3 separate regions of the Homo sapiens genome follow, and regions 2 and 3 are each linked to region 1. A link is a loop called in an ENCODE intact Hi-C map of the cell type or tissue named here. Cell type or tissue: A673. All regions are shown on one strand.

Evidence for each region. Peaks named below come from ENCODE experiments on the same cell type or tissue, not always from the same donor. Only the 100,000 strongest peaks of a DNase experiment are listed, where the experiment ranks them.
Region 2: a loop joins it to region 1, with 9 times the contacts of the local background. A loop is called at or near these places in 13 of 110 quality-filtered maps.
Region 3: it touches region 1 in a loop (9-fold over the local background); 46 of 110 quality-filtered maps call a loop at or near these places.

Annotation. Positions count from the first base shown.
Region 1 is chr13:100,233,048-100,238,047 of GRCh38, reverse strand. PCCA (propionyl-CoA carboxylase subunit alpha) reads right to left here. Exons shown (of 24, transcript NM_000282.4): 8 at 2,170-2,206. Among named protein-coding and RNA genes, the nearest start is that of PCCA, 150 kb to the right of the region's middle. In A673, a CTCF peak has its summit at 2,609 (motif pointing right); DNase peaks (open chromatin) are centred at 2,357, 3,107 and 3,847; H3K4me3 peaks cover 1,547 bases; H3K27ac peaks cover 3,826 bases.
Region 2 is chr13:99,989,705-99,994,704 of GRCh38, reverse strand. No RefSeq gene overlaps it. Among named protein-coding and RNA genes, the nearest start is that of LINC00554, 5.7 kb to the left of the region's middle. RefSeq lists an enhancer at 3,448-4,397. In A673, no CTCF peak of the experiment used is centred here; DNase peaks (open chromatin) are centred at 664, 1,564, 2,214, 2,544 and 3 weaker places; H3K4me3 peaks cover 3,014 bases; H3K27ac peaks cover 5,000 bases.
Region 3 is chr13:100,512,273-100,517,272 of GRCh38, reverse strand. It overlaps PCCA (propionyl-CoA carboxylase subunit alpha), which reads right to left. Exons shown (of 24, transcript NM_000282.4): 22 at 1,706-1,846. Among named protein-coding and RNA genes, the nearest start is that of PCCA-AS1, 34 kb to the right of the region's middle. RefSeq lists a silencer at 1-38 and enhancers at 1-38, 1-211. In A673, a CTCF peak has its summit at 2,238 (motif pointing right); DNase peaks (open chromatin) are centred at 1,672, 2,252 and 3,052; H3K4me3 peaks cover 956 bases; H3K27ac peaks cover 4,895 bases.

The sequences.
Region 1 (5,000 bases):
AGAATCACCTGAACCCGGGAGGCAGAAGTTGCAGTGAGCAGAGATCGCACCACTGCACTCCAACCTGGGCAACAAGAGTGAAAAGTCTGTCTCAAAAAAAAAAAAAAAGAAAGAAAGAAAGAAAGAAAGTGGAAGAAAAGGCATAAAGGAAGCAAAGCAATCCACGGCCTGCTATTTACACAAAGGGAATGCTCGCAAGTCCAAAATTCACCATTCAAAATGTGGCACTGCAGTGTAACTGTAAATTTTCTTCTAATCCCTTTATTTCCCTAAATTTCTCTAAATATTGTCCTTTATGTAGATACTGTAATAATAATAATAACAGTATTATTATATCCAATGAGGTTGATAATAATATCTAACCTAGAACTAGAAAAAGAGCTTTTTAAATGTAAAGATGTCTGACAGGATGGAATTAAACTATTTTAGAAAACTATCCTCAAAAGCCAGTAGGTATATTATATGCCTCTTAGGCAATGAGGAATACCAGTGATTTCAAACCATGAACAGAAACTTTTGATTTTTCTCCATAAAGAAACCACAGAATCAGTTCTATATAGTCCAGTTTATTTAGCAGTCGAGCAAATGTTCCTATGAAGTACTGATAGGCTTTTTGAAATGTTAATGATTCTGAAAAAAAAAATGAAGAGATGAGGTAGTCAGATAAAATAAGATTTTCTATGGTCTGGTCTTAAATCCAGGACCTATATCAATAAGATAGATTTTTGCAAAGCAAACAACAAAACACACTTAATGATGGGCAAAGCCCAAATAATTTAGACAGTACCAACTACAAACAAGGGTGCAATAAGCCAAACTGCTTTTCAGGTCACTAAAGACCTGCTAAGTTAGACTGTCCCATTTGCAAAGAACACGCTTACTAGTACAAGTGATCACTTCCAGACCAATAAGATATTTCTACATATCACAACTATATGAGCTTTGCCAAATCAAATGCTCTCTAGAGGCAGAAAATAGATCTAAATAATCTTAGTGAGAAAACAGGCCTACAGAAATGTTCGTGTGGCACGATGAGATGCTTGGACTGAGGCGTACAGGAATGCTGAGAAGACGCTGGGATCCCTACAAGCATTGCCTAATTTCTCTCATCTGTACAAATTTCTGTCAAATGTATACAATTACTGATTTGATTATTAAACCTGCAAAGTTATTTAACAATATTGTTAATCCATATAATAGCATGCCCTTACACATTTTCTCAATTAGCAGATACCAAAAATAGTTCTCATGACCGCCAAGAATATTTTTAAAATTAAAAAGTTGCGAGCCAGGGGCGGTGGCTCACGCCTGTAATCCCAGCACTTTGGGAGGCTGAGGCGGGTGGATCACCTGAGGTCAGGAGTTCGAGACCAGCCTGGCCAACATAGTGAAACTCCATCTCTACTAAAAATACAAAAAATTAGCTGGGCGTGATGGCAGGCACCTGTAATCCCAGCTACTAGGGAGGCTGAGGCAGGAGAATCGCTTGAACCTGGAAGGCAGAGGTTGCAGTGAGCGGAGATCGTGCCATTGCACTCCAGCCTGGGCAATGACAGCAAAACTCCATCTTAAAAAAAAAAAAGGAAAGAAAAGAAAAAGAAAAGAAATTAAAAAGTTGGGAAACACTGCCCAAATACAAGTACATGTAAAACAGCCATTAAAAACTCCTCCAGTCTACCTTTTATTCCAATTTAGATCATTCAGTTCTAATTTCCCACATCTATTTTATCTTTCCCATCTAACAAGATTAAGTTGATACCTAACATCTTAGCAAAAGGCAAAAACTTAAAGAACTATGTCACATATGGTATCTTCATTTTAATCCAAATGTTCTTAATTTTAACAAACCACATTCAACTATGTACATATAAATTGACATTAAACTTATATCCAATCTTTAGAATTCTTAAGACAATTCCTTCTTTGAATTAGCCTGTGATCTCATCTTACAAAAGAGTTATGTATAGTTAAGGTCAAATTACTCTTTACAGTCTCCTTTAATAATAGAATTTGGCAATTCAACTGATACATTCTTCCAGAGCAACAAGTAATCAAAATCTAAAACTATTAAAGTATTATTTGCTCTATGGGAATTACTTATTACCTGTTGACTCAACCGTATCTGCTGAAAGACACAGAAATCCTACCAAAGTTAATTTAAGGACTTACCAATTTCCCTTGCAATTCTGACAGCTTCTTCTGCATCCTGTAAAAGCAGGAAATGAGACTCAACATTAATCCCATGAGGCATTGCACAATGTCTTTAGGGCAGTCATATATTGCACTACTGTCTCCTCCGATTCATTTAATGTTCAATTTTACTACCTTCTAACCCTTTTCATTCAGAGAAATGTAAAATTAATACCATAAGTGGAATGTAAATTCTACCTCATCATTATTATATTAAGAAACTCAAAGCAGTTGAAATGAGCTGGCAGGAAGCACTACCAGAATTGCCAATGATTTGGTGCAGTTGCCGGAATTTAATGGCAGAATTTAGATGTTTACAATCAATACTGAATCATAAATCAGGTCATTAAAGCTTGTCCGCAGCCAGCTTGTTTCTGTCCAATATTATGTGTCATGTTTTCCTAGATTCTGTCAGCAGGGGGAGTTGATTCTCTATTGTTTGGGAGTAGTTGATCGATTTTGCAGAAATATGAAAGTTAATTTCCAGTACCTACAGGAATTACGAATTGTTCCAAAAAATCCTTTTGGTAATCTGCATTACCTTTTCTTTTCTATTGTTTCTTTCTTTTTTTTTTTTTTCAGGTACATATTTTATCTCTACAATTGTATCTTGTTACATAAATTAAAAAAAAACTTTAATTTCAACGAACCAACTACTGGAGGAAAAAACTCCAAAAAGCAAAAGAAAGAAAATACCTTCCTAAACAGTAAGGGGTAAAAGTTTATCCATTTAAGGATTAGTTATTGCTAAATATTAACCAATGCCACTTCTACCTCTAAGAAGATGAAAAGACAAAAACTTCCCTTGAATCTAAGTAATTTCACTGATCATTAACCCTCACCTAACACATCCAACACAGGACACTGCTGAATCATTTCCCCAAATAACAATAAAGATAATGTTGAAATCTAAGCCTCCTTCGTGTGTGTGGGTATGTGTGGGGTGTGTGTGTGTGTGTGTGTGTTTGTGTAATTCAGTGACACAAACTAAACTACCACAAAGACTGACAATATTGTTTTGAAACCACAGCTGGTAAGTGTGACTGAATTTTTAGAAAATGACTAAAATGCTGAAGTGAAGCCCAGTGTTTTTTAAGCTTTTAAGCTAATACGTTTAAAATGTAGAGCAACCATGTCAGAATCCTCCGAGAAGGGGGCGGGGGGGGATGTTTATAACTGGTTCACTTATGTCTAATAAAAAAAAATCTTCTTTAAAGTTCTTCAGTACCTAATAACATCCCCTGAATAAGGAGGTTGGCAGGGGAAGTTGTCAGAAAAATTTAATTTCCTTTCATTAGCCAGTCTGCTCCACAAATAGGTGCTTGTTAAGTTCAAAGGGGTCCTGAAAGCGACATCAGTTTTAAGTTGTTTTTTTTTTTTTTTACTCCAAGCAGTCACATCTGCTAATGAGATTTTCCAAATAACAATTGTTTTCAAGTCAGAGATAAATCTATATCTCCCACCCTATGCCTTCCAAAATCAAGGTTTACTGCTTTATTACACGTTGCTGTTTTCGCTGACCCTACATTCTCCAAACTTTAGCTTAAAGGGATGAAAATCCATGAAAAGGGTCATTTAAGAATGTTAGTGGTTTCCACACATTGAGTTGGAAGGTTCTTTGTTCCAGCCAGTGACAGTTATTGGAGAATACTTCCCCTTAATAGCCTCTCTGTCAGGAAGTGTTAAACCTGCCAAATGCGAACAATTAGTGCCTCTTGAACAAAATACAGGAAGAGTGATGGCTGATGAAGACTGGATTATAATAAACCTAGAAGAAAACTTTTAACATTTCTTTCCAACGTGATGAGAGAAAATAAACTGCTATTGTAAAAAGTTCATCACTTGAGAGAACTAACAGGCAAGTTTTAAAAGGTAATTCAAAAATTCATTAGACATATTTTGTCACTTATTTGAATATACATGTTATAGCTGGGTGTGTATGGATACATAAAGCCATATCTATATCTGACACAGCAAATTAAAAATTCCACTGCCACAAATCCAACACTTCTATAGCATGCCACAAAGCAAGCTTATCTTTCAACTTAACAGCATGCTAAGTCTTCTTACTATGAAAATTAGATTCTTCTAAATGAACTTTCAAATAAAATCAAGCTGCCTTAAAAATTAACTTTTCACTTGTCACTCATTCATCCAAAAATACTTTACTGAGGACCTATTATGCACTGGACATTAAAATCTCTATTACTGTTTCAATAATAAACTACTAAATATTATACACTCAGCCCCAATATGGTCTTTGAGAACATGAAGTTTTATTATCAGGCTCTACAAAATTACTTTTGAAGAGATAAAAAGCCCTATATAGCTCCAAATTCAATGGCACTAAGTGACATCACACTGTAAAGGTTGCCTATAACATCATAAGTTTAAAAAACTTTAATCAAACTCTGAATCAACTAAAAAAAGGACCAACAATCATCACAAAAGATTAAATTAAAAGCTCACAGAAAAACAGTTCCAGAAGCACAATATCTGTGCTCAGCCTTGCTCCTAATTACAGAAATACAAATTAAAACAATGAGATCTCACTTTTCCTCTAGCAAATTAAAATCTGATAATGGCCAGGATGACAAAGTTAAATACTTCTCATATTACTGGTGTCATAGAAAATGGGATAATCTTTTTAAAAAGAAATTGTCAGTATCTACCAAAAGTTTGAGGACACGTTATCTTTTGTTCTGAAATTTTACTCCTGGGAAGTCATCCTACAGATATACCCACATGAGTGAACACAGAGAGACATACAAAGAAATTCATTATTTTGAATTCGTTGGTGGTGTTTTAAT
Region 2 (5,000 bases), 240 kb after region 1:
ACTGTAATCTGATTCTTTGTTTTGTTCTTGGTCTTTAAAATCCTTGATTCTCCACTTTCGCAAAGAATTTTCAATAGTATATGAAAGCCAAATATTTTTATTGATCTAAAGTTTAAAAAAGTCCACATAGTATGTACTATAATTTGTCTCCCTTTAAACAATAGGAAGAGTATTATTAGATTACTAGATTACTTTCTATATCCCTCCCAAATTGTTCCTAGAAAGAAACTTCTGATCTGTTAATTTATCATCACTAATATCTAAAAATGTTTTAACCAATCAAACCATAAAAATATTTTTACTGCCATTGATCTTAAGCAGCATCTAATTTGAAAGATTTTACAGAGTACATTTTCAAAGCATCAAGCATCTTTACAGTTTCTTGGTCTGCCTTCAGTAGGTAAATGAGTATCATTTCAGATTTCCTTTCAGCTTCTTTTGCCTTTTAATTCACAAGTATAGAAAATAAGAGAGGTTAATGTTTTTAAACATTTCTGCTACACGCGATTATTTCAGTGCCATTCTCTGGTGTTGTGTCTGAAAAACGGGTGGCCAAGCCCGCTGCCCGCAGCGCCAGACATTCAGCCGGATCCACCCCTGGGCACAGTCATCAGGGGAAAGAGATTCAGCTTCCAAACTTGATTAAAAACAACCCAACAATTTCTGCCCCGTTAAAGAACTGTGTGATTGGAGAAGCTGAGTAAATTGCCTCAGAGAGGAGGTGGCTGAGGTCTATGTCTCTTTCAAGTGGGAGCATCGAGAAGCTGAAATATGCAGTTAGAGAGTGTGCTGCAGAAGGGCAGCTTGTCCACCAAAATCTGCAGTTAAAGTCCACTTTACAGGATTTAGGTGCTGAGATGGAGTGATTCTCCCTTATAATTTTTTCATCTTAATTTGAAAGGAAAAAGAAAACACACACACATGCCAAAGACCCACAGAGATGCTTAGGAATTGTTAACTTATTTCTGAGTTACTGAGACCTTTTGTTTTCTATTTAGAAAATATTTCAAAATATACTTCTCCCCTGAAAGTTACAATCTGAAAGATATAATTACAAGAAAAACACTAGGAGGGGAAAAATGAAGTAGGAATGAGGAGTGTGTAGGTTGGTGAATAAAATACATAACTGTCAGCATCTTTTTAATGATACATTGTTGTTGTTGTTTGGTTTGTGATATTTTTTATAGTAAAAACTAGACATCCAAACAGGAATCCAAATATGAATGGAAGTGGGAAGTTTTCTGGTGTGTTTCAACACTAAAATGAACACTATGTCTCTATGTGTCTGTGTGTTCTCCTTCAATTCATTTTTTTTACCCCAGAAAGTGGTGCAATTTGTTAATTTTTTTGTGGGCACAGGAGGAGGAAAATATGATACATTTGGGGATTTTTCAGTAGAGCTGTGTTTAGTTTTAATTTTCCTGTATTTTAAAATAAACACTTTGACCAAAGCATGTTTGATCTTTGCAAGAAGGAAGTATACATTGTGAAGGAATGTGCAGCGGTTGGGTATGAAAATGGGGTTGTGACTCACAGCTGCAGGCAGAAAAAAAAAAGGCGTCGTGGTGTCAGCCAGAGGTGTTCAGTCTAATAATTCAAGCTGTAAACTGCATCCCCTAAAATTACCTACATAATAAATCATTGTGCAAAGAAAAAAAAGTTTGGACTGAAAAGTGTAAGTGAAACAGAATCCTCAGGAGATTTCAATGCTGGGACCTATTGACAATGAAGTGAAATACAGGCTTATTTTGTTCAAAACTTTAAGGATCAGAATAATGGAAATTTCTCTAGCACAACTGATTTTTTTTTTCTGGCTTGGGTTTCAACGCATTTCTACCTAGTCTGTCACAAAAATGGGCTTATATATTTCTCTCCTGATCACACAGCCAAAACTGCTTTATAGAATTTACAGTCGACTTAATGCAGTTTCAAGAAAAAGCTCACTCAAGAATGGCTTTATTTTTATAAAAGTGATTATACGTAAGTTATCAAATGCATATCAAGAATGGAGGCAGAAATCTTTCTGACAATTCTTTTAGATTCCTGTCTCATATTACAATGTTGCTTGTAGGTACCAAAGAAACCACAAAATTTGTGTAACGTGGTAAATTAGCTTGCCTAAGAATTCACTGCTAGGTTGAAATACTTAGACACTGCGGTTGGCAAAGCCAGTGCCAAGTCCTGGAGACTTGAGAAACGTGAACATTTGGGGAAAAAATGCACCGTTTGGAGTAGAAAGGAGCTCCGTGGCGGGAGAAAAGATGAAATTGTCAAGAGGAAGTTTAAAGGCCAAGGACACACGAAGTCTTTGAAACAATAAGGGTGAAGAAGTCAAGAAGCAGACTCGCCAAAGCCATATTGAAACAATTTATTTTATAGGATCCCTATATTTCCATAATTAGTAAACAGAGTCACACTGGAAACACGGGCTGTGGGCTCTCGAGCTCACACGGGCCTCTCGAAGAGGAGAAAGTCAAGTTGTCACGGGTCTCTTTCGCCTGGGTATTTCACAGGAAAATACAAGGAGGCGGGAGGCCCGAGAAAGCTGACTCCAGCGAAGTTTGCAATAAGGATTAACTGGAGAAAGGAAGTCCACAGCAATTAAAACCCCTACCCTGGCTCATTAGTATTCATGACTGAATGTCCAGCTTTTCTGTTTATCTTTCTCCCAGGATCAATATCGGAGCAGCGTGGGCCTGGGAGGAGCCCAAGTTGGGCCCGGCATGCGCCTGACCTTTCGCGCCCTCCCTCCAGGTCAGCGCATCTTCAGAACCGCCGGCCAACGCCACACAAACGCTCATTAAATCCACCATTCACAGGCGGGCCGGCGGAGGCTGGGGGACGAGCCCGGGGGTGAGGACGGGGCCAGGGGCACGCAGACCCAGGCGACTCCAAAGAGTTTCGGGAAACCACACTCGGCCACCTAACCACTGTGGGCCCAGTGGGCCAAGAGAGAGAAAAGAACAAGAACCAGCTCTGGATGCAGCGAGAGGCTCCAGCGCAGCTCCTGGCAGGCCCTCGCTGGCTCGGCCTTGTTCCAGACCCTAAGTTTAGGGGGGCTTTGCCTGGTGGTAGGGGGGAGACTGGCAACATAAGAGCCGGGGTGAAAAGGGAACCACACCCACACCTCCAGTTCTGCCAGTCAGGAGCCTCTGTAGGCCTCCGCCGGCCTCCGCGGAGCAGCCCAGTCGCTGAGCGTTAACTGCGATGATTATCTCTGACATTATTATTATTTCTACCCCCCACCTTCTCCAGCAGCTCTGAGCTCCCTTCTGCTCCCCAGGGCCACCGGCTTGGCCTTTAGGACAGAGATAAACCTAGCCCGGGAGGTTGGGAAAGGCAGAGGTTGAGGCCAGGTTCAGGGGACGCGGGGGCCAGGCAGCTCTTCCCTTACTCCAGATTTCCTTGGAGGTGAGGGGGCGCTCCCCTCCCTACACCCGAGGGCTGGAGGGCGCGCGGGCAGGCAAGGCAGCCTGGCCTCTCTCAGCCCCTGGAAGTGGGCTTGGGAGACCCAACTGCAGGGAGCCTTAGTCCCACGCCAGTGGCGCGAGTGCCGGCCTGGGGAGTGCCGCCCTGGGTGGGGGAGGACCCTCCGAGGCCGAATTAGGTTGAGAGCGCAGGGCAGGCCCGGTCCCCTCCAAGAGGCGCTAGAAAGGGCTGGGGGAGGTAGGAATGGGAGGAGGGGTGCGGGGAGCATCTCCTGCTGCCCACGCTAACCCACATTTCTGCGGCCTCAGGTCCTTCCCACTCACGCGAGCCTGTGGCTGGGAGGTGCGGAAGCTGAAGGAGGTGAGGGTGTGTGAGCATATGGTGTGAGTGTGTTGTGTGTATGTGTGTCTGTGTGTGTGCGTGTCTGTGTGTGTGCGCGCGCGCAAAGGCAAGGGACCTCCCCACACACTCTCTGCCTGGCAGCTGCGCTGAGCATCCTCTCGCTTCGTGGGGCAGGAGGGATGCTGGACGAGGGCAGGGCCTAGAGCAGGAGAAGGCGAAGCGAGGTGTCACCTCTTCAAAAGCTCGTCGGCTCCTGGGAACAAAAGAGAAACGTGGGAGGGCGACGAGGTGGCCCCAGCACCGAGAGTTCTCGGACTGTCGGGGCGGGGCAGGAGTGGGAGGACCCTGGTCTCGAATTCCCTGCCGAAGATCTTGGCTGTGGCAGCTCGGGGGCGGGGCGAGGCCTGGACTCGCTGGACCTAGTAGCCCACAGCCTTGACCGTGAACTCAGACCCTCAGGATGCCCTGGTTATGGCTTACAAAAGTTCTCATTTGCAACACCCTGTTCAAACGGCCACGGAGGCCTTTTCATGCTCGGGCACCCAGCCGGACTAGCCTGAGGGTTTTTGCCCGATCACCTGATCCAGTCTGGAAGGACCTAGTGTTTTTTTTGTTGTTGTTGTTGTTGTTTTTCCCCCGAAAATAAAAACCCAGCAATGATCTGGTGTCGGGAGGGGGGAAGTGGAGGGGAACTTCTTCCGGTCCAGTTCTGAGCTGCCAGTGAAAAACAGAAACCGTCCATTTAGGTCTGCTGGGGTAACAGTGGGCCAAGGAGCTCCGGGTTTCTGTGGAACCAGAGCGATATCAGACTATAATCAATCCATCCACAAATCATTATTGAACCTTTGGGTTCTGAGGACCTCTTTCCAGGACGTGTCTGCTAAAACAAACAAACAAACAACAACAACAACAACAACAAACCTACCCAAAGCTTCAACCAAGTCTTGATGGAGTGTGATTTTGAGGCCTTTATCACTGAGCCCTTGGAAGCAGGCCTAGCGCGCCCTTCCGATCATTTCGGTGGAGTAGTGTGGGGGAGGGTAGGACCCGAGTCTCTAGTGGGCGCCCGGTGGGTTCCCGCGGGTCCCCGATGCCACGGGTGAGCTCACCAGGGACCTACCGGGACACACCTCCCCCCGTCCTGCCGACCTGGGCGGGAGACCCGTCACCTCGCCGGCCCAGGCCTTCCTTCCTAGCCAACCCTGGGACGCAGAACAGCACAGAGTCCA
Region 3 (5,000 bases), 280 kb before region 1:
GCCCCGTTTACTGCCTCTGAGCAACCTCCTTGAGGGCCGTGTGAGGGGCCAGGGCTGCAGTCTCACCCTCTTGCCCTCCAGGCTTGAGGCAGGAGTGGTCTCCCTCATCCCTGCCCGCCCTCCCTCCACTCCGGTTTGGATTCAGGTGTTAGAAAAGGATTTAAGGAAAACACTTACTTGAAACACACACACACACACACACACACACACACACACACACACACACGATTTTATAATTAAAGCCACACAATTAGGAGTGGAAAGCTCAGGCTGGCAGTATACAGACTAGATAGATGCCTTCCAGAAAAAAAACTTAAGAAAAATGAAAAAAACAAAACAAAACCCTTATATTGTTTACGAACCTACATATCTAGTCACTAGAAGATTCCACTGACAGCTCTGATAATGTCACGTGCAAGTGAACGATTCTTAATGTCAAGGCCACGAGACTATCCTCTTACGACCCTAACTCTGGAGAAGGAAGATGTCCTCCCCTGAATTTTACACACATTACACACACACACACACACACACACGTAATTTTTCTTATGGCCTCTCCCAAATCCTTAACACGTGGGCATTAGACAGTCTTAAAGAGGGCTTTCTTCCAGGAGTATCAATGCTTTCACAGCAAACAACAATTCACAGCCACGTAGCCTCTTTTATGCCTTTCTGAAAAAGTGGACAGTTCTATTTCTGTATCACCAGGTAAAGCAGCTGTTAAGTCGGTTTTCTAACTTCGCATATTAGTTTCAGGGCTGGTCATTCAAACAACTAAAACTGATCATGTTTTCTTAATATTCACATTTATTGCAAATACTTTTCTAGAAGCCAATGCCAACTACCTGATTTTTTCCTCAATGTTAAGCAGATATTTTATCTGTACTATTGAGAAATCAGGAGGCACTAAAATGTAAGTCCCAGTGACCTGAGATACAAAACGGAATCACCACCTCATCCATGAGAGACAGTCATGTCCGGATGCTATTTTCCTGCACATGAATAAAAATGCAAGTATTTAAGTGTACCTGGAAATCTGGTTGCCTCCTAAATTGTTTTCTTTTCACTTTTGCTGCTCATCAGTAGAGATTTCTATCCATGTTCTAAGAAAATGTGTGCATCCTATCAATTCATCCATGTAAGTTATCTCGAGGAAATAATATAGCTTTGATTTGTGCTTTAATGTCACAAGATCAAGATGAAAAACTTCAAACTGTGATGCTACATTTTATTTACCAAGTAATGGAAGTGCTCTGGTACTGTACAGATTGCAGAATTAACCTTTCCTCAACTCTTCTTCCCAATTAGACATTTGTTCCAGGAATCATGCAAAAAGTTCCTCATCGGAGTATTATTCCCTGGCATGACTTCAATGGATGCTTTGAGCACAGCATACTAGAGAGTAAGCAGCACTTTTAAGGAAAGTACTTCCCAAAACACTGCATTTGCAAAATGATGGAATGCATCTGGCCTTCTTTCTGCTCCACTCCCAGATCATTTGGGAGGGGAAGCGCTGAGGGTCCTGGCACCAACGTAATGCAAACGTGAAACAGGTCGACAACACACGCAATCGATTTTGCTGTTTAGGGGGCGTCGGTTAAGTAAGAACTGCAAAGAGCCGAATCGTGCTGTGCCGTTAGCCGTCGCTTTGGAAGGGGAAGTTGGAGACCAGCATGTCCTGCAGAGAGACACACACAGCCCTTACCGCGTCTCCAGGCTTGACAGAGACGGCCACCACCACTCCGGGCATCGGGGAACGCAGAACACTGCTTGTGTCCTCAGTCACTTTTTCCAGCATAAATTTGTTCAATTCTGCGGCAAGTCTGGTTAAGATATTCACCTTGTACTTAAGGGAAAAACAAAACCAAACCATAAATGAGTTTAAATGAAATTTTCCTCAAAAGTAGCATTCATTCTAAATCAATTTTTAGCTTTTAAATTCAAATTACAGTAAGAGCCTTAAATTCAAATGGTTCTCAATTGCTGCACACATCAAAATATATTTGTTTCTGTCATATATTGAGCTATTTCAGAAAGTTCTTGAAATAAGGGCTATTCCAGTTATTAAAATTAATCATTGATAAGTATCATCCTGTATCTTTAAGAAAAACATCTCAAAACGTTATAAAGAAAACTGAGAATTTTACTTGTATTCCCTTCACCACCTACAAACTTATCCCTATCAAGGAAAATCCCATGAGCTGGGCAGACCCAGGGGATGGAGGAGGTGACATGTGGACAGGCGCCAGTAGATGGCAGCAGATGGCTGTTGCAGCTTCCCACAGCCCTCCAAGAGCGGCTGCACTACGTATCAGTAAGTTAAGACAATGGGGTTCAGTGTTCATTTTGGGCAAAATAGTATTTAAAATTCCATTTTTTCAGTGACAGAAAATGTTATATTCATGACTGAAAACGTTGGCTTTTCTTAAAGGCACTATGTAGTCTTTCTGATGTAACAAGATGGTTAGGAAAAGATGCAAGATAATGAGAAAGCCTTCTGCACTGAGAGACAATAACATCAAGATGTTATAAACACTGATGGAAAATACGCACAGACAAGTATATTCATGGCACCTTCTGTAGGTGGCTCTCAAACAATCGGGCATATTTAGGGCAGTTCAGTGAAGCAGAACATTTCAAAAAAGAGAATTCCTATCCTCTCCGTGAATAAATCTATGAGCCACAATTTGGTCTATCCAAACAGAAAAAAGATAAAATGGTTTGAGGAAGTGTCTCTTGGTGAAATTGGAACCACCACCCGAAGGTTCTGGATCCCTACCAGGTCTGATTTCTCTTGGGTAAGAAAGAAGCAGCAGTGAGACAGCTCCATTTCATTCAAAAAACCTGCTGTAACTCAAAGCCTCCTGTGGGCATCATGATGGCAGGGATGCAAAAACAAAATATAATTCCCCCTTTAATTCTGCATGGGGACGGCGGGAATCTCTAAGTGCCTCTTCACAGGGCCTACTGAAAAGGGTGGGGGCAGAGCTTTGATGGCCTAAGTTCCAAGTGGATTTGCGACACTGTGACAGGTTGAATAATAACATCTTTTGCATGTTTCTTTACTCCTGAGTGTGTGTTTTGCAATCAAGACATAGAAGCGTCTGCCAGTTTCTGAAGGATATGTTCCTTAAGTGAAATTACAGTGCAAATAAAAGCTTTTTGCTCCTATTAAAATTCATCTGAGTCATAAGTGGTGAGGGAAAAAGCGAGGAGAGTGCACGCTGCTGTCAGTCTAATAAACATTCTGGGCAGAGGGACTATTTATCAGTGAATTGTACCTCCAAGTCCTTCATTAAATCAATGGGGGAAGGTGTGGAGGGACAGAGAGGACTATAATTGGACCAAATTGCACAGTTTTCCTATCTGTGCTGTCTGCAATGGGGGAAAAAATCCAACATCACTAGAGGCATCAGAGTCAACAAAAAAGTTACTTTTCTAGTTGGTATCGCCCTGAGCTGCGCCTTCTGTGTGACTGACTTACGACGTGCCTTGTTCAGTTTTCAGTGTAGCACACAGATCTATTTTTTTCTTGTTTTGCAGAATTCGACTTCAAAATATGAAGCCTAAATTCAGGAAAAGTATCTTCATTCGCTGAGAATATGATTTACCACATTTCCCCACAGTGGATATACTCCAAAAACTAAGTTTAGTTATATCACAGATCAGCCTGCATATGAACGAAGCGCTAAGACTGTATTTAGCTTCATTTCTCCCCAGAAATTACAAGATTCTGACGAACACTGGATCCTTTTACTATTTTTATAATTTTCATCTTTCAGATTCCTTTCTCTGTAGGACTCCTGCTTTGCTTGGAAAGAGATGTAAAAGAATCACAAACTCAATGCCTTTAGATGCAGTCTTTGTTACTGATGAGATGTTCCTTTTCCTTTTGTATTTGTTTATTGTTCTTAAATCTGTTTGGGGGATAAGTGACTTATTGTAATAGCAAGTAAAAAATAACAACGGGGTAAACTCCTCCAGAGAGGCCTTGGTGCAAATAGTTGGTTTAGAAATGACCTTTCTGAATATAAAAAGAGAAGACAGAGAGAGATTCTCTTTTTAAGATTACCTTTGATGTTGTCCTGAGCCCGTGAGTGTACCACACAAACACGCCTTCTTAAAACAGCCTCTCAGCTGGCCTGTGCTGTGCTGCACGGGGCGCGTGCCGGGATGGGGCCCAAGCAGGGTGCAGCGTAGGGGCCCATCAGAATGAACTGCCTGGTGAGAACCGTAAAAGCTTTTTGATGCCCCAGAAAAGAAGTCATTTAAGAATGTACACCAGGGCCTTCCAAGCTTCTGATCAAAACTGCTATTTACTAGCATCTCTGGATTCTTTGGGGGCACAGAGAGCCAATGCTTTGTGAGACTTCAGGAATGTGCCCCTACCTGGACCGTGGGGTACAAGCTCGGTTTCACCGTGGGCATTTAACTATTCCTCAAGGGTTGTGCGAAACTCCCTTAGAGAGTTTTGATTTTAAGTTTTTGTGGTTGTTTTCAAGAAGATAAATCACAAAGTTGATGTTTGAGGGTAGGAATCCAAGACTCTGAAGGCTTGTGGACAGGACAGAGTAGTAGGATCCCAGAAGCAGCCAGGTTTTCCCGCTGCCTGGGTAGGATGAGGGAACATGCCAGCGTGGGTGACAGGCAGCTGCCTGTGGGTGGGGCTGGGCTGCCATGGAGCCGGAAGATGACTCGCTCCAGTGAGCTCGGGGCTGGTCAGTGCGTGGAACTTCACTCCGCTGGCTTAGGAAGGTGTTCTCCAGACCACACAGCCAAATGAAAAAAAATGTTCTTGAAAAACAGCTCACCACGTAAGTGAGAACAGAACAGTTGCTCTCTGGCTTGGCCTGGTGGGACTCCTCAACCCACACACGACAGTAATGGGAGGGAATGAGGTGTTATCTAAGGACTGAATGACGGAAAGGTGACCCGAACCCGGGTCTCTAAGCAAATTAATTTTATGGCCTCTACAGTGTGAAATCATGTCTAACAAGAAA